Linked DNA regions of Homo sapiens: regions 1 and 2 are each linked to region 3. A link is a loop called in an ENCODE intact Hi-C map of the cell type or tissue named here. Cell type or tissue: ascending aorta. All regions are shown on one strand. Each heading gives the region's core, and the rest is flanking DNA. Links, peaks and the distances in the headings are about the cores only. Region 1 overlaps OPTC (opticin). Region 2 has its middle 7.8 kb from the start of PRELP. Region 3 has its middle 64 kb from the start of OPTC.

The links. Hi-C counts contacts between places; a loop is a spot of excess contacts. Peaks named below come from ENCODE experiments on the same cell type or tissue, not always from the same donor. Only the 100,000 strongest peaks of a DNase experiment are listed, where the experiment ranks them.
Region 1: it touches region 3 in a loop (2.5-fold over the local background); 35 of 110 quality-filtered maps call a loop at or near these places.
Region 2: it touches region 3 in a loop (2.4-fold over the local background); 2 of 110 quality-filtered maps call a loop at or near these places.

The regions. Positions count from the first base shown.
Region 1 is chr1:203,501,929-203,508,200 of GRCh38, forward strand. It overlaps OPTC (opticin), which reads left to right. Exons shown (of 8, transcript NM_014359.4): 6 at 986-1,081; 7 at 1,622-1,817. The coding sequence ends at 1,792. It overlaps LOC105371688 (a long non-coding RNA gene), which reads right to left. Exons shown (of 5, transcript XR_007066807.1): 4 at 2,814-6,272; 5 at 1,744-2,125. Among named protein-coding and RNA genes, the nearest start is that of OPTC, 11 kb to the left of the region's middle. RefSeq lists a silencer at 2,780-2,955. In ascending aorta, for the core only: a CTCF peak has its summit at 2,925 (motif pointing right); DNase peaks (open chromatin) are centred at 2,923 and 5,566; H3K27ac peaks cover 430 bases.
Region 2 is chr1:203,464,899-203,471,170 of GRCh38, forward strand. No RefSeq gene overlaps it. Among named protein-coding and RNA genes, the nearest start is that of PRELP, 7.8 kb to the right of the region's middle. In ascending aorta, for the core only: no CTCF peak of the experiment used is centred there; DNase peaks (open chromatin) are centred at 1,263, 2,233, 2,503 and 2,913; H3K27ac peaks cover 4,249 bases.
Region 3 is chr1:203,555,289-203,561,560 of GRCh38, forward strand. No RefSeq gene overlaps it. Among named protein-coding and RNA genes, the nearest start is that of OPTC, 64 kb to the left of the region's middle. RefSeq lists enhancers at 861-1,785, 1,799-2,376. In ascending aorta, for the core only: no CTCF peak of the experiment used is centred there; DNase peaks (open chromatin) are centred at 1,313, 2,293, 3,213, 4,443 and 3 weaker places; H3K4me3 peaks cover 1,717 bases; H3K27ac peaks cover 4,828 bases.

The DNA of each region.
Region 1 (6,272 bases), core at 665-5,664, 53 kb before region 3:
TGCCTTGACTCAGAGCTGTTTTCTCAGCCCAGGATAAGGCCTGGGCTTTGGAGCCACAGAGACCTGGGTTTGTGCGAGAGTCTCCTGACCTCTCTGACATTGTTTTCTCATCTGCAAAATGAGGGTAATAATACCTGCTTGACACAGCTGCTGGAGGGTTAAATAAGATAGCATTTTACAAAGAGAACAGGAGGGTTAGATACGCATAGTAGATGCTCCATAAATGGTAACTATCATTTTTATTTGCTCCCTGAGCCCTGCTGAAGGCTTGTCTCTTCCCAAACGCTTCTCTGATTAACACTGTCTAATTCTGAGAGCACGGTCCCATGCACACACTGTGTACCTCTCTGTGCCTGAGGTTCTCATTCTGCTGGTCTGGCTGTCTCCCGAGTGTCTGCTCTGTACCTGCTCCTCACCCAGAGCATGGACGATAAACAGAGCATGGAGGATGGAAGTTAGATACCAGGGAGCAGGTCATGCCAGTGAGAGGCATGAGGCTTAGGCAGCTGTGGGGTCTCCTTTATTGGAGGGTTTATTGGAGACATTGATTGGGAGGTCTTGTTTAGATAATTGTCCATGGCCCCAGGTTTAGCATTTGGAGACTTGTCATTGGGGAAAGTCCTTTCTGATAGCAGAGAAGTTGAGGCAAAGCGGAAATGTCCCCTGGTCCTCCCTTCTACCCTGTCCCTGCCCCTCCCCTGCACTACCCAGTGTCATTACCAGCTGATTAGCTCTTTCCTACTTCAGTGGCTGGCACCTCAATGGTAGCAGCTTTCCTCCTGCATCCAGTTGGAGTTAGTGTCTGTAAGATCCTTAAAGACCTGGGCAACCCCTGTGGCACCCAGCACAGAGCTTGGCGCATGGCTGAGGCTAAGTGAGCCCTGAGTGAACAAATGGGGCCACCTGTCTCTGGTCTCATAGCCCTCCTCACTGCCAGGGTCCAACAGGACCCACCAGCCTCCTACACTCTTTGCTTTCTCCACAGGCAATGGAGAAGCTGCAGTTCCTTTACCTGTCAGACAACCTGCTGGATTCTATCCCGGGGCCTTTGCCCCTGAGCCTGCGCTCTGTACACCTGCAGGTAAGGAGCACCACCCAGAGCAAGGGTGATAAACAGCGTGGAGGATGGAAGTTAGATACCAGGAGCAGGTCGTGGCAGAGAGAGGCATGAGGCTTAGGCAGCTGTGGGGTCTCCTTGATTGGAGGGTTTATTGGAGACAAGGATTGGGAGGTCTTGTCTAAATAGTTGTCCATGACCCCAGTTTGATTTTCTCCATTTTTTCTTTTTAAAACACTTTCTCTCCCTCCACCATTTTATTTTATCTCACCCAACTGCTTTTCCTTCTCTCTTTTTCCTACCCTCTGTCTCTTTCCTTCCCTTCAGTCCTTCCCTCCTTCCTCTCTCCCCTTCTCTTCCTCTTCATCTGTGCCCTCTCTCTCCATCCATCCCCCCTGGGGCTCCTCTTCTCACCCTTGTTGTGTGGCTTTGGCCCTAGATGCTTCAGTTTCTCCAGTTGCACCAGAGCAGGCAGAGCTGGTAGGGACAGCTGATGTGAGCCTTTGGTGCTGCTTAAGGGGCAGAGCCTCTTGGTGAGGCTCAGCTGGTATGTGTTCTTCCCAGAATAACCTGATAGAGACCATGCAGAGAGACGTCTTCTGTGACCCCGAGGAGCACAAACACACCCGCAGGCAGCTGGAAGACATCCGCCTGGATGGCAACCCCATCAACCTCAGCCTCTTCCCCAGCGCCTACTTCTGCCTGCCTCGGCTCCCCATCGGCCGCTTCACGTAGCTCGGAGCCCTTCCACTCCTCCCAGGTAAGAACCCTCCAAGGACCATGCAGGCATGGGCCTCCAGCCATAAAGCCCAATTCCTTATCTTTAAACGGTGATCTTTAGCCCAGGCATTAATCAACCTCTCGATCCCTTGCAAATATCACACACATGCACACGCATGCATACACACACACACTCATGTACTGAAATGTTTTTCAGTAGCCAAATTTGCATTTCTCCATCTTCTTTCCTTGACACTTATGGCTCCTGGCTCAGAAAATAGCAGTGTCTGCAGTGGAGCTCTTTTCCATATTCCCCATCTCTTGCACCCACACAGAATGCCAAGAAAGCTGTGGGAGAGGAAGAGGGGGAGGAGGAAGAGAAGGAAGAAGTGGGGAAGAGGAGAGCAGTGATGTGCTGGAGCCAGCTCTTACTACTTGCAGGAACCGATTACTAAATTTTCCAGAATTTTGCAAGTCAGTTGTTAAACACAGCCATTATGAAAAATTAAATTATATAAACTCACAATTAAATATATTATATTGAAAACAAATGTAATAATTATTCAAAAATCATCATTTTCAATTAGTTTACTATATTTCACTATTAATCGTGCCCTTGAAGTTATTTCTGTCCATGGTGTCTGTATGGGGGAAACTCTAGATAATGGTGTGCTACTGGGCATCTCTTCCAGCTCCTCATTCAGTGACATCATATCGGTGGTTTAAAATGGGCCATGGTAGGGGTATTTACACTACAGAAATTGGTAAACACTACAAATTGGGATTTCCTTTTTTGAGAGCTGACTGTAAAATGTTTGCCTGCATACCACTGAGGAGAAAGAATAGCTACTTAAACCAGCTCCCCCTACCTGCACACCATCCTACTGGGGCTGAGGTAGGTAAGATTTCTATAGGGCATTCCTTCATTTCCTGCTCTTCTGAGGCCAGGGCCTCCTGTTAGATTTGGAGGGAGCCATTCATAAGGATGGAGAACTGACACGAATCTTCACCCAGATGCGCTTCTTGTAGCACTTACCTACTCCCTGGCTCGCTGGCCAGTCTCTTGAGCGTGGTTGGCTCAGCCAGCTGGGCTGGTTCCTGGCTACTGGGGTTTCCATCCTTCCCATTCGCTCCTACATGTTCGACCACCAGAGGGCAGCCTTGTGCAAAGATAAATAAAAATAGCAATTACTCACCTTCTGCCTTTTGGATCCTGGGCAGGGGCTACTATGCTGGAAGGATGGGAGGAAGGGCAACTATCATGTAGCCAGTGATTTGTTCCTTGAGTTAGAAGGGAGAGGAGGAGATGCCACCCTTCTCCTGACCGTTATAAGGAGGCTTTGGGCAAGGGGTATGTGATGGACGGGCTCTTGGCCTCAGGCCTCATGCTAAGGCATGAGAGAGGGATGAGGCAGGGAATTCACTTACTCACGCAGGAGGATCTTATGGAGCACCCACTGCTACGTGGTGATAAGATGGTACGCAACAGAAACATATTCCTTTTCCTCAGAGAGCTTAGAATTTAGTGCAAAAGACAGGTGTGAAACAAATAAGCACACCAATAACCATGCTATTCAACTCATAAAAGTGCTGTAAAGGGTATGTAGAGAATGCTATGAATGCTTACAAGAGGAGGACCCAACTTAGGGGTCCAGAAGATCTTGCACAACTGATGTTTAAGCTGAAACCCAAAGGAGTGGGAGTTAGCCAGGCAATGAGTTGCCAAGGCAACTATTCAAGGTCCCTGGTGGTCCCCGAGTCTGGAGGGACAGGTGTTTCTTGTGGGCCACGTGGAAAGGAATCCATGTATCTGCCTCCCCCCACCTCACTGTGCACTTGGATCCTCACGGCGGTCCTGTAAACAGCCAAGTCAGAAATTATTATTCACATTCTTCAGATGGAGAGATGGAGAACTAGAGACCAATCACTGACCCCAGTTCACACGGGTGACTCAGGGTTGGACCAGGACTCAACACACAGGCTACAGACTGGCAGTGGGAAGTCTTGAAGGTGGTGGGAGGTGACTTCATGCCGTCATGGTACCTACCCTCACTCCCAGGGAATCTAGGATTCCAGCGCACCTGGCCCCAGGGAAGGACGGGGAAGGCAGTGAGCCAAGGGCCCCTTGACTTTCAGAGCAGCAGAGCTGTCACTGGCCCTTCCTCTCCTTTGCCTCCTCTTTCTGTCTTCCAAGAGTTTGTTACAGCGGAATCTCTCTCTCTGTGTGTGTCTCTCTCTCTCTCAGAGTGTGTGTGTGTGTGTGTGTTTTCTGTCTCTCTCTCCCTTTCTCTGTTTCATCCACCAATCCTATCCCCTTCCATATCCAATATCCCGTTCCATATCCTGCTTTATTGGATTATGACAAGGCCTAGGCATGCAACAGCTGAAAGCCTAAAGTTCTCCAAATGCAAGAGATCCTGGATTGAGGAATCCAATTTTCTTTTTTCTTTTTTTTTTTTTTTTGAGATGGAGTTTCACTCTTGTTGCCCAGGGGGGAGTGCAATGGCGTGATCTTGGCTCACCACAACCTCTGCCTCCCGGATTCAAGCAATTCTCCTGCCTCAGCCTCCTGAGTAGCTGGGATTACAGGCATGCGCCACCACACCTGGCTAATTTTGTACTTTAAGTAGAGACAGGGTTTCTCCATGTTGGTCAGGCTGGTCTCGAACTCCTGACCTCGGGTGATCTGCCCGCCTCGGCCTCCCGAAGTGTTGGAATTACAGGTGTGAGCCACCACTCCTGGCCGAGGAATCCAATTTTTTCAAAAATCTAATTAAAAAAAAAAAAGGTTTTCCAGAACTGGGGCTTTTGGGTACTGGAAGCCACATCATTCCCACATGCCTCTCGGTTACTCTTTGCTGAATACAGAAAGTCACCTGGCTCCTGCTCTATTGTGGGACAGGAGATCTAACAATCCCTGGACTCCTGGAGTTTGCCAGACCTATAATAGAAGCTTTTCTGTGCATCAACTCATTTAATTCCAGCAAAAACCCTAGTGAGTAGGGATGCTCATCTTCAGACTGCAGATGAAGAAACAGGCTTCTGAAAGGGGAGAGGCCCAAACCCAAACAGCAAGAGAGTGGCAGAGCTAGGATTCAATCCGGGGTCCATCCAGCCAGAGTCTGAAGTCCTGCTCTCTGCCACACTCCAATGCAGACACCATTTTCAAGTTCCAATTAAAGGAGGCCAGCTCCAGAGAGTTTCTTTCCCCAGGCCATTGCTGCTCCGGGAGGGGTTCCCCAAGGGCCGCTGCCTCTGCAGCTGTCTCTTGGCTAATCCCCCATTTTTGGCTAGGGAAGCCCAAGGAATAGAAAGAATGCCCTTGTTGTCTGTCTCCCTGAAGAAATTCTAAACAGAGCATCTGTCCCTCTGCACCAGGGAGGGAAGGAGGAAGAGAGAGATGGGGAGAGACAGAGAGAGAGAAACCCCACAGCTGTTCCTTCTCGATCTTGATGTGAACAGCTAGGCCTCCTGTTTCTCAGGTACCTAAAGGGGTTAGGGTTGGGCAACTGGCAGGGAAGGCAGAGAGCACCTCTTTAGCCAGAGTGAGGCCCTCCTGTCTTGTAGAATGGTAAAGATGGAGAGAATGACACAGAGCAGATGCAAGCCAGCCCTGAGAGAGTACAAAGGAAGGGAGTGAGAGGAGGGGCTGTGGGGTCCAGCCAGGCACGGCAGCTAGCTTGAGGGCCTCATGCCAGCCGGCAGTCTAGGTTTGCATCACATCCACCTCCTCCAACACCAGACTTTCCTAACCTCACTCATCCAGGTCCTTTGTGGCCCAGCAGCAACTCATATTTGACCTTGGCAAGGGCACTTGCTCTGGGCGGCACCCTGGTGACTATTCTGCCAGCTCTGTGTGAAGGGGAGTGCCTCCCTCCTCTGGGGCACCCTGTGGCCTTCAGGAGGGTCTTGCCCTAACCTGTCCTATGAGTATCAGCGGGAGGAGGTCAAGGGGAAGAGGCCAGGGCCCCTCCTCTCCGTGAGAGAAAGGATGAGTTTGCAATGACCTCCCCCTCTGCCTGCCCCATTCTCAGCTCCAGGGTCCTGTTTTTCCAAAGGTTACCCAGCAAGGCCTAGGGCCAGAGGAGGCTCGTGGAGAAGGGAGGGTGGGAGGGGCTGCTGGAGAGGCTGGAGCTAAGTCTGTTTTAGGAGCCAAGGCCATTTCCCCACCCTGACCTTGCCTGGACTCCCTTCCTGCTTCCTTTTCTCTTTTGTCTCTTCCCTGGGAATAGTAATCTCTTACATTTCTGCTGTCAGTTTGCACTTCAGCAAGCTCTTTTACATATGGGACCTAATTTGGCAGTCCTAACAACTCTGTGAGGAAGGAATTATTATCCCTGCTTTTACTGATGAAAATGAGAGGCTAAGTACTTTGTCCCAGAGAAAGATGACTTAACATAAACAATCTATAACAGAAAAAGAAAGATGGGCATGGGGGTGGAGCTGCAGTGACAGCCATCACTTCTTGGGAATTCTTGTCAGAGAAATGGGAAAT
Region 2 (6,272 bases), core at 835-5,834, 90 kb before region 3:
CTGTGGCTTGGCTCAACTGGGCCTGAAAATTCCCCACACCTGGGGTGGGCCAAGATGGGATGCTCCATTGCTCACATAACTGTTTCCAGCCCCAGAGCCCTGCTCTGTCTTAGGAATGGCCTCCTGGAATGGGACAGCTGGCCCTGAGGCCCTGAGATTAGCAAGGGGCAGCTCCCAGGGACCATGTGGGGAGGAGGCCATGGCATGGAGGGTCTGGTCTTGCTGCTGCATGGACGCTAGTCCCACCCCAGAGTGCCTCCCAAGAAAGGGCACCTAGGATGGTCTCCCCAGGCATGGCTGGGGTGGCTGCAATGCACTGCAGAGAGGTGACTGGATGGAAGGGGCAGCATTTGTACCCAGTAAATTACTTCCCGAGCTCGTAGCCTCGGCCTGGAGCTCTCTTGGCTAAATCCATTGTTGATGACGCCAAAGCCAGCATAAACACTAGAAGGAAACACAGTGTCTCTTGGCATGGACACCTCATGACAGTGCTCTGGATCCTCCATCGTGCTATTTCACGAGCCACAGCCATAAAAAGTCTTTATCCTTTACTATGTACCTTTGGGGTCAGACAGTCGTTATGGGTCCTGGTGCCCTCAGATCATCCTGTCTGCTTCCGTATTGCTCATTTGAGGCTGTGAGTAAGCTTTTAGCGCAGAAGCAAGCATGCCTTGCTCCATGGAGCACTTTGACTAGTCCCCAGGCCCCTGCTACCCTCTCTGGGCACCGACCTGGGAGGGAGAACAAGGATAAAGCCAAGCGTGGCCCCACTTTCCCACACCATCAGCTGGGAGACTCCCTTCTCTTGGCACTCTTGGGAAATGCCAGGCTGACCAGGGATACACAGCCCCTCTGCCTGAGGCATATTCCACAGAAAGGCAGAGCCAGGCTTTGTAAAGCGTGGGCGTAGGGGTTCAGGGAAAATCCATAAGTGAGTGTGTGCGAGTGGAAGGCAGAGTAAGCATAGGAACAGAGGGGTCTGCTCAGGTGGGCTGCCTGCCAGGGAAGAATGCCAGCCTAGGAGGGCTCAGGCAGTAGACAGGTAGGGAACATGGCTGGTGACATCCTGCAGTAGCAGTTCCAAGCCTGGGAGGCTGGGGAGGGAGTACATGGACTGAGCATGTTCTTGGTATTGGTCTTTGCCTCTGGCTGGGTCATTTGCTTGTGGTGGGGCAGGAGTCGGGAGGCTCACAGGCTCAGAAGGCAGCGGGGTGGGCAGACACGTGGCCCAGCCCCTGAACCCTGTGATTTGGCTCTGAACAAGGCTAGGGCTGTGCACGGGGGGTTAGAAGGAGGGGCCTGGAGAGGCCAAGAGGAAGACCAAGCACCACTCCCCGAGCTGCAGGCCAACCAGTCATTTTTCCAGACTGGCCAAGCAGAACAAAATAAAGGAGAAATAACAAAGAAAGGAGGCCGAAGCTTGTGGGAGAAATGAGGGGAGTGGGCGAGGGTGGGTAGCACCTGCTGGAAGAGATGACAATTCTGTTATTTCATTGAAAGCCACAGTCTGTACCAGGCCTCAGGAGAACACCTTTCCAACCCAGTTTGACACCAGAGCTTATGTGGGCAGGGACAGAGTCATATCATGTCTTGTTAACACACACATAAACACACACTCACTAGCTCAGAGCCTGCAGATTACCATTCATTCTAAGGGCATTTATCAGGACCGCATAGACAGCGTGAATCCCAGAGTCAGGCTGCCTGGGTTCAAATCCCAGCTTCAACCCTTACTGTAATACCTTAACACTTACTGACTGTATGATAACACTCTGCTTTAGCTTCCTCATCTGTAAAGTGGGGATGGTAATAATAGCTCCTACTCCTGAGGCTGTTATGAGGATTAAATGAGCCAATGCCCTGTAAAGCACATGCATGGCACATAGTAAGTACTCTGTAAGGGCTAGCTATCCTGACCATTATTATTTAATTATTTGCCAGGAGCTGGGTTTCTGCCTTGGAGACCCTTCAATCACACAGTAGGCAGACGTGGAAACAAGAAGTAACAGTGCTGTGCAGAGCTGTGGCCCAGGGAGGCACAGTCAAGAGTGAGCTCACTCTGCCCGTGGGAACCGAGGAGAGCCTCACACAGGAGGTAACATTTGATTTGGGCCTTGCAGGATGAATAGGAATTCCCCCAAATGGAGAACAGGAGAAAGAAGGACAGCTGAACTCAGACTGGGCAAAGGCATAGAGGCATAAAAACTCAGGGAACCAGCCGGGTGCGGTGACTCATGCCTGTAATCCCAGCACTTAGGAAGGCCGAGGCGGGTGGATCATCTGAGTTCAGGAGTTTGAGACCAGCCTGGCCAACATGGCGTAACCCCATCTCTACTAAAAATACAAAAAATAGCCAGGCATGGTGGTGCGCACCTATAATCCCAGCTACTTGGGAGGTTGAGGCACGAGAATCGCTTGAACCTGGGAGGTGGAGGTTGCAGTGAGCCAAGATCATGCCATTGCAATCCAGCCTTGGCGACAGAACGAGACTCTGTCTCACAAACAAAACAAAACAAAAAACGCAGGGAACCAGGATCCCATGAGTCTGGTTCTCTGGTTCCACAGGAACTATGAAAGGAAATGAGAATGGCAAGAAAGTCAGGTCAGGCTGCAGGGTCTCAAATGTCATGCCAAGGCATTTGAATTTTATTCTATAAATACCTGAGAGACATTGCAAAATTTTAAGCAAGGGAATTACATGATCAGGTTTGTGTTTGAGGAAATAACACACTTGTTCGGTCATGGAAAACAGATTAGAAGATGAGAAGCCTTCAGGAAAAAAATAAAAACAGGAGGATTTTGCAATTATTCAGACAAACACGCTAAGAGGAGAAAGTGTTCTAGCGCTTCTCGGCTCACTGCCCGATTCCTGCTGGGGCCAGAGTGCAGGATCCTGAGCGCCTACTCTGTGTTAGAACCATGTAGGTCTTGGGACTCCAAGTAGGAATCCGGTTTGGCACAGGCCCATGGGAGCTTGTGGATAAGGCAGACAGGAGAGCAGAGAAGGGCGAGGAAGTGGCACGGTTCCTGGGAGGGCCATCCACTGGGGGACTGCTGCAGCAAACGGAGAGACCAGGGGTCAAAGAGGAGAGTGCTGTCGGGAGAGCATCCTAGAAGATGTAACACCTGGGGGGGTGAAGGGCTTTCTTTTTTTCTTTTTTCTTTATTTCTTTCTTTCTTTTTTTTTTTTTTTTTTGAGATGGAGTCTTACTGTGTCACCCAGGCTGGAGTGCAATGGTGTGGTCTCAGCTCACTGCAACCTCCACCTCCCGGGTTCAAGCCATTCTCCCGTCTCAGCCTCCCGAATAGCTGGGACTACAGGCACATGCCACCACACCCTGCTAATTTTTGTATTTTTAGTAGAGACAGGGTTTCACTATGTTGATCACGCTGGTCTCAAACTCCTGACCTCGTGATCCACCCGCCTCGGCCTCCCAAAGTGCTGGGATTACAGGTATAAGTGAAGAAGGGCTTTCTACATGGAAGGAGCAGTGGGCAAAGGCATGCAGAGGTGAAATCTCTTGGAGTACTCTGGCTGCTGTGAGACAGTCACATGCTTGGAGTCTAGACTTTGAGAAACAGGGCTGGAAAGGTAAGCAGGAGACAGACCATGGAGCTTGGACTGCATTCTACAGGTCTAATTATCAGCAAAGGGCACAGATCAGAATCATTCTTGATGACAGCCTGGAAAACGCACATGTATTTGAACCAGCATCTCTAGGGCTGGGGCCTCAGGCACTTTCAGGAACACTTAGGTGAATCTAACATGTGCTGTGGGCCAAGAACAATGGTCATGGGGACAGGGAACCATGCAAGGTGACCTGAGGAAGAGTCAGGTGGAGGGTGGAGGGCAGGGAGACCCATCAGGACACCGTAGCAGTGGGCCAGGGTCTAGAAGAAAACAGTGCCATGACAGGAGAGAGGGGGCCAGCTGTCAGGCCATCGAGGAAATAGAACTGACTGGACTTGGAGAGTCCAGGGCGTGGGGAGCAGGGTGAAGGGAACAGTTGAAAGCAACTCTGTCTTTTAAGAAGGAGTAACTGAAACCTAGATCAGTGGTTCTTAACAGTTTTAAGTGCAAAGATTTCTTTTCAACTTAAAAAAGAAGTATGTGATGATAGTTGGACTTGTATGAATACATAATGACACAAAGCTACATGAATTTAAAGATGATTTTAAATAATCTGCATTTTATTCATCACAACAGTATACATACACACAAACAAGAACATCATAGGAAGACGACCTGGGTTCAAATCTTATCTCTGCCATTACTAGATTTGTGACCTTTGGAATGTAAACTGTCTGTGCCTCAGTCTCTCACCTGTTAAATGAGTATTATAGAAGTCCCTGCCTCATTGAGCTAAGAAGGGTGGGCTAAGAAGGGTGCTTTGCCTATAATAATTCTCAAGAGGCTTTATTATTGTTACTGTTATTCAATTTAGAGACGTTGCTTGGTGCACAAATGGATGTGGGGACCCCCAAGGTCATGTGTGGGGGTCCCTGGCAGGGCTGCCTTGCTCCTGCCCTCCTAGACCTTGTAATATGTGGCATAACTGACCACACATGTCCACAGACTGGCCATCGTCGCAGGATGCAGTGGGACTGTGCCTGTATGAGGCAGTGTCATTACCCAATAGTCTATTACGTGGAGCAGGATGGCATTTGGAAGCTTGCTCAGGATGATACCTGGAACCTGGATATTCGATCCAGGTGCTTGTGACTTGCTGTGACTTGTGACTTTTACAACATAAAATTAAATTAGGCTGGGTTTCAGGATGATGTGATTGGGAGATCCCAGAACCTAGGAGGACCTCACCTTGGAAGGCAAAATGCCATCACCACTCACTCGAGCCTGGCTTCTGGGAGACCTAGGGAAGCCCAGAGCAGTGCTTACTGAGCAGCCCCAGGCTAGTGCTGTCTGCTAACACCAGCTGACGGTGTAGCCTTTGCACTTAGGCCTAAAAGCCATGTCTATAGCATTCGTGTATCAGCACCCTCTTTCCCACCAGGTGTCAACAGCCCTCTCTCTGTAGGACTCTCTGTAGGACTGCTCAGATGGTCCACAAGCTGACAACCCCTCAACAGGATCACGGACAATTTGCACAGAGGGATTTAGGGGTTCTCCAGTCCGGCTGTGCTCACTGTGTGGTCGACAGATAAGTTTTATTTCTTCCTCCGCTGCCTTTGCCCTGTCCCTTCCTCTCATCGAAACAAGCAGATCAGATCTGTGGGGAGGCAGGAAGCAGAAGCCGCCCGCATGTGCCTTTGGCTTCATTTTCCATAAGCCTAGGTTCTTGGGGGCTTCTGGGCATAGACACAGTGTCTTGGCCAGAAGAAAGGGGAACATGGAAACTTCTTTCCCCAGAAAATAAAAGGGCCCCTGGCTTTAATGTGCATGTAAAAGGAGTTGAGCTGGAGGAGAATGAGAGCCCTGAGAGAGGGAATCGGGGAGCCTGCCCCTGGCAGAGTGCCAGGCAGCCAGCATGTTTCCAGAGAGGAAAGTTCCTGCAGAAAGTTCTTGTCCCCTACATGTAGCCTAGGAAATGTCAGAGGGCTGCTCGGCCAGAAGGGGCCTGGTGGGATGGAGGGTGTGCCCCACAGCAGCATCAGCCAGGAGCCATGTACGTCCCCTCCCCACAGACACCCTCCATCCCCGTTGGAGCTGCCACTGCATAAACCTGCCTCAAGCTGCTGGGTGGCCCCCCACGGGTACCAAGGACTGAGATGGAGTATTTCACGATCCTGGTGAAATGAGCACTTGGATCCAGAAATTAGAGAAGTGAAATGATAGGATAAAGTTGTGTTTCTGTCACTACTGAGCTGATGGACTGCCTTGAATACCTGAGACATAAAAGGAGAAAACTGAGGCTCAGGAAGGGCTGCGTAGCCCAAGGCCGCCCCGTTAGCATGGAGAGGAGGCAGAGCCAGGCCTGCAACCAAGTTTGTGAGACTCCAACTCCAGCACTGCCTACCTTAAAAATGAGGAGGTCTCCATCCTGGCTAACATGGTGAAACCCCGTCTCTACTAAAAAATACAAAAAATTAGCCAGGCGTGGTGGCGGGCGCCTGTAGTCCCAGCTACTTGGGAGGCTAAGCCGGAGAATGGCGTGAATCCAGGAGGCGGAGCTCGAAGTGAGCCAAGATTGTGCCACTGCACTCTAGCCTGGGCGACAGAGTGAGACTCCATCTCAAAAAAAAAAAAAAAAAAAAAAAAATGAGGAGCCCAGGCCGGTGAGGTGGCTCACTCCTGTAATCCCAGCACTTTGGGA
Region 3 (6,272 bases), core at 419-5,418:
TTATAAAGGAAGAAGGAATGGGTGTGTGTCTAGGAGCTGTAACCATGCCCTGTTATGTTGTTGTTTCTGCGTTTCCCCTGCATGCAAAGCCAGGACTTACTTCCCAGAGTTCATGCCTGAAGACTCTCAGATCTCCAAAGGCAGCGCAGGAAGGTAGTGCAGGAATGTGGAAAGGCTTGCAGCGTTTGGACGGAGACAGGACCCTGCGCTGGAGTGGGCGAGGAGGTGGGAAACACCCTCCCGTCATGCTCTTCTCGCTCAGCTTTGGGAGGCTGAGCTTTGACACCTCCTTCCCTCCCTCTCACCCCAGCCTCTGCGGCCCCCAATTCAGCTGACTCCCATCCAGTCTTCTTCTTTCTTCTCCCACCTCAGGTGCACCTTCCTGGGCCACACCCCCAGCCCCCTCACACTGTGGGAAAATCCAGGTATCCAAAATGGCAAGCCAGATTTTCCTGCGGTGGCGTGGCAGCTGCCCCTTGGAAAAGAGGCAGCCCCCTTCAGCTACTGAGAGAAAGCTGTACTCCCCAGCAGCTGGTCCCAGCAGGCCCCTCACAGATGCAGGTCCTCCTCCTCACAGTGGCACAGCTCCTTCCATTCCCTCAGCCCCGGGAGCAGGAGAGACGGAGAGGAGGGGGCAGTGGGCTGGGCCCCAGGATCTTCCCTAAGACATCAAGCCTGACTGGAACACTCATTTCTCTTTGACCTTCTCTTCTGGCCTGGCCCAACCTACAGACCATGTCACCTCCACACATTTTCCTTTCATAGCTACCCCTCTCCCACCTCTCCAGTCTCTCACCACCCTCTCAGAAAGCTCTCCCTGGCCCTGGCAGGCATCTGCCTGCTCTAGCAAACCCCACCCCCGCAACTTTCTGGCTGGGGCCAGCCAGGGCCAGTAACCCCCTCCCTGAGCCACGCCTTCTTAATATAACCCTCTGAAAGAGGAAAGCTAGCTAACAACCCTGTTCTGCTTTGATGAGCTGACCCCGCTTTTTCCAGTCACAAGGGCAGGCTGAGGCCAAATTTTCCATCCATGGAGAAAGTCCAGGGTTGGGGGATGGGGGGTGGCCCCATAGGCCAATCCGCCTCCCACTTGCTTGGTTTGAATTAGTGGGTGCCTTAAAAAGGAGCAAATGCAGCCTGGTTCTCAGAGCTGGGCCAGGCGCAGCTCAGGGAGCCAGGCAGAAAGCCGAGAGGAGAACACATTTCATTTTAATGGGAAACAGATTTGAGAGGGGAAAAAATGAGAATGAGAGAGGAATGAAACCCCGGCACTCCCAGGAGAGCAGCTGGAGGTCTGCCTGGTGTGACCTCCCATGACGATCCTGCTCACCACCCTCCCGGCCCCACCTCCTGCATGCCACAGTGTTGCACGTCCATGTGCACAGCCCTCTCACTGCCCTGTCCCTCATCGGACCCCCACAGTAGCCCTGAGCGGTAGGCTGAGCAGAGTCACTAGCCCAGCGGATCAACCAGATCCTGTTGTTCAAGGGCAGCGGCACGAGAGAGGAGGGGCACCAGAGGCCTGAGAATTAGAAACTCAGTGACGGGATCAGGTCTGCAAGAGATTTGCATGTATTTGCCTAAGTTATGCAGCAGCACAGACTCTTTGTCTATATTTAGATGTAATGAAATAATCGTATTCTTTTAAAAACTGAGATGGGGCTATTTTAAGGCAGCCAAAGATTACCTGTTTATGTATGATGCATGTAAAACTGTATGGAGAATTACGTGAACACCTATAATCACTCAGGACCCTGGAGAAAATTCTCTTTTCCATTTCCTCCACTAGTGGATTTCTCACCTTGTAAAGTGGGGAAGTGGGATACCTCCCCATTTGACAAGGCAAGAAAATGCCCCCTATCTCCCCAACAATTAAACCCTAAGGCTATTGTGTTTGCCATTAAGAGAAGCATTGGCCCCAGTCTAGGGATAAGGGAAATCAGGCAGGGTGCAGGAATACAAGAGAATCATGAGTTTAGTCTGCAAGAAGTGTATTTTCTCCTTTCCCCTTTCTAGTCCCACATGGAGCTTTCATGATGCCTGCAGGTGAGGGCCTTGTGGGTGCCAGGCACTGTATGGGGTGCAAGGGTTTCAGACATGAGTCTGAACATGGCCTCAGAGTCCTCAAAACAGGTGCGTAAAGTGATCCTATCAGTATAAAATAGTAAGACAGAATTATGTACAGAGGAGGAGTGCTTGGCCTGGGGAGTGGGGGTGGGAATTCCATGAGTGTTTCCAGGAGAAAAAAAGAAGCAAATGGAGCACAGTCTTGGCAGATGAGTAAGAGTTGGCGGGGTGGTGACAGCACGGAGGCATGGAAAAGCAAAGCAGGAGACTGTCCTGGAAATTCAGGCAGAGGCCGGTGGGGCAGAGGAGGGCCTTGTGTGTCTGCCAAGGGTTGGCTCACCATCCTGCAGGCCAAGGCAGCTTTCGGGTGAAGAGTGCTTCGGTCACCTTTAACATGGGTGTTTTGGGCTGCACGGTGGGCTGGAAGGCTGGAGAGAGGTCAGAAAGGAAGCTGCTGCAAACATCCAGAAGGTGATGATGGTCTGAGCAATGGTACCATTGGGAGGGCAGAGGAGGAGAGAGCAGGATTGAGAAAAATTGGAAAGGGAATCAATAGGACCGAGTTAGTAGGTGACTCTAGAGGGCAACCGTAAGGAGGAGGAAAGAGGGGCATGAAGGAATCCAGCAGACTGACATTGTGTTCTCTGTTGGAGAGATCTGGAAGTCAGAGAGGATGAAGCTGTTCAGGAGACAGGAGAAGAGTAAAATCTTTTTTTTTTTAACCTTCCAATGGCCAGATAGAGCTGTTGGGCAACCCCTCAGCTGAGATGCTCCCCTGATTGGAGACTCCCTAGCTCCAGCTGCTTGCAAGCTCAGGCAACATCCTGCAGCCTCTGGAGGATTTAATTCAATTCAACAAATGCTTATTGAACAGTTACTCCACATAGGGAAAGGAGAATCTAATGATGATTGAGTACTTAAATTGTGTTCACAGAGTGTTAAGTGCATTTACATGTAATCTCATCTCTAGTCACCATCCCCTCATCCCTGAGAGGCCAAGTCATTACCCTCCAGGGGCCTGAGAGGTCGAGTCATTTGTCCAAGTTTGGGTGGTAAGTAAGCGGCAGTGCCAGGAGGCAAACCCACAAGTAGTGCCTTATCACTAAGTCACATTGTTACACAATGAAGCCAGGAGGTTGCAAGTGACGAATACACTATTTTAAGCAAATCAAGGAATGCATTGGCTTATTTAACTAAAAAGCACATGAGTCAGCTGGCTCCAGGCACAGCTAGATCCAGGAGCTCAAAAGATGCTGTCAGTTCTCTCTTGCACTTGCTCATAAATGAGTAAATCCATCTCACTCCCATTTATGTTCATCTTGGCTCATCCATAAGGCAGCATAGCACGCAGAGCATAGCATGACTGTTTTGGAGTCCCACAGCCTGGGTTCCAATCCGGACTCCACCACCTAACTAGCTGGATGATTTCAGATGAGCTGCTTAACTTCTCAGTGCCCCTGTTTCCTTGTCTCTAAAATTGATATAATAATATTACCTCTTAGGATTTTTGTGAGGAGTAAATTAGATCGTCCACACAGTGTGCTTGGAGCAGGGTCTGATACAAAATCCGCACCCCAACATATCAGCCATTGTTCTTTCCATCTCTGCCTCTTTTGAGGTGGGTCTCATTCTCTCCTATGTTAGATGCCTTCTTCCGTGTAGCCCAGAGAGATGGCCCCAAGCAACCCCACCTTACATCATCCTTTCAGCCTCTGGTCTCAGGAAAAGAGCTCTTTCTCTGTGTATGGAGGTAGCATGCCCATCCCTGCAGCCATCTCTGAGGCCAGGGGCTGCATCTTCTGTGCTGCTCTGTGGAGGTGGAGGTGGGGCACCATGACTCACAGCCCCCCGTGGGTCATATAGAAGTAGAAGAAGGAGGGTTCCTTAAAAGATGGGATGCTGTGAAGACAAAATAACATATGTCCACTGTTCTGTGCTAGTTGCCGTTATGACAGAGTGTGACAAAAAGTGAGTACGGCAGAGTCTCCTCTCCATGAAAACTTATATCAAAGTAGGAAAGACGAGACAAGGACACATTTATCCAGAAGGCAGACTGTGACAAACTCCATGAGAGAAGGACTGTTAAGATCCCCTGCAATTTTCAGGAAAGAAAAAAATCACACATGGTTGGGTGAATCAGTAATGAGTTTGATGAAGGAGTTTGGCTCCTGGGGATGGTGTCCATTCAGCAAGTACAATAGCGTAGGGGAAGAGGACCTTCTAGTTTGATAGCATAGGGTAGAAAAAGGAATCCTGAGCAATGAGGCTGGAAGGCAGAGCTGGCAGCAGCACATGCACAGAAAGCAGGCGGAGGTCAAGGACTGTTAACTCAGGGGACTAGAAAAGAAACAGCCATACACAGATATTGAATTATCAAGACTGAAGGCAGGGGATGCATGATGTGGAAGAGGCTGTGAGTCAGATGCTGAGGTCATTTAGAAAGTTCTGGGCCGGGCTTGGTGGCTCATGCCTGTAATCCCAGCATTTTGGGAGGCCGAGGTGGGTGGATTGCCTGAGGTCAGGAGTTCGAGACTAGCCTGGCCAACACGATGGCCCATCTCTACTAAAAATACAAAAATTAGCCAGGTGTGGTGGCAGGCACCTGTAGTCCCAGCTACTTGGGAGGCTGAGGCATGAGAATCGCTTGAACCTAGGAGGTGGAGGTTGCAGTGAGCCCAGACCGCACCACTCCACTTTAGCCTGGGCAACAAAAGTGAAATTCTGTCTCAAAAAAAAAAAAAAAAAAAAGAAAGTTCTGGATTTATGAGCATCATCATTCAGGATGAGGAGAAGCCAGGAAAAGCAGATGGCCAGATGGCCAGATGGCAAAGATTTTAAAGAAAAATCTTAATTCTTAATCCCCAGTGCCCTCCAGAGACTTCTTTAATTTTTTTTTCTTTCCCTTTTTTTTTTTTTTCTTTTTTCTTTTTTGAGGCTGGGTCTTGCTCTGCTTCCCAGGCTAGAATGCAGTGGTGTGATCTCAGCTCACTGCAGCCTTGACCTCCTGGGCTCAAGCAATCCTCCTGCCTTAGCCTCCTGAGTAGCTAGGACTACATGTGCATGCCACCACACCCAGCTATTTTTTTTTTTTTTAATTTTTTGTAGAGATGATGTTTTCCTATATTGCCCAGGCTAGTCTCAAACTCCTGGGCTCAAACAATCCTCCTGCCTTGGCCTCCAAAAGTGCTAGGATTACAAGCATGAGCCACCATGCCTGGCCTCCTCCAGAGACTCACGTGAATTCCAATTAATCTAATTCAAGAGAAGTTAGCTTTCTAGAAGTAATTTTATATCTGTGATAGGTGTGCAATCATTCATTCATTTATACACTCATTTAACATTTGTTCAGCATTGTGCTGGGCTCTGAGAACACAAATAAACAAGGCTTGGGCCCTGCCCTCAAGGATCTCTCTGTCCGGTGAAGCTAGCACTCTGTTTATACCTGCTGGCCACACACCCTATACTGGTGATCTGTTATGTGCTCAGCTCCCCACCAGACTGGGCATTCCATTTTATAAATGTTCATTGACTGATTAATTCTATCTCTAGCCCCAGTCTCCACTTGGATTGAGAGACTAAATACAACAATTTCATTTCCATTGTGTCTGTTTTGTCCATAGTCCAGAAGTCATGGAGAGCAACAGGGAGAAAGCTGAGGCTTCTTCATGGGAATAGCTGCCCTTGGAAAGTGCTGGTTCTGTCGGAAGGAAAGTTATGCAGGGAAGGGAAGGGAAAGCATTATCTAAGGCAAAGCCAATGACAGAGGAGAGTCCAACGGGCCTGTGTAGGGGCAGGGAAAATGTGTGGGCACTGGTAGGGGATAATTGTGCTGGGGACTGAGAGCTCAAAGACAGAGACCAGACAAGGGGTTTGTGCTTAAAGCAGTGAGAGGAAGACAGAGGCTGCAGGTGAGCAGCTGGCAATAGGGAAGCAGGGGAGAGAAAGGACTGAGAGGGAGAATTTTATAGTAGCACACGTGGGAGGATAAAGATGACCAAGAACTCTGACATTCCCTCCATCAAGAAATGGGCTCTATCACCACTCCCATTGACTCTGGGCTGGCCTGTGACTGCTTTGGCCAATAGAATATGACAGCAATTGCAGAGTGCAGTGGCACACACCTGCAGGCCCAGCTACAGGATCACTTGAACCTAAGAATTTGAGGCTGTACTGTGCTGTGATTGAGGCTGTGAGTAGCCACTGCA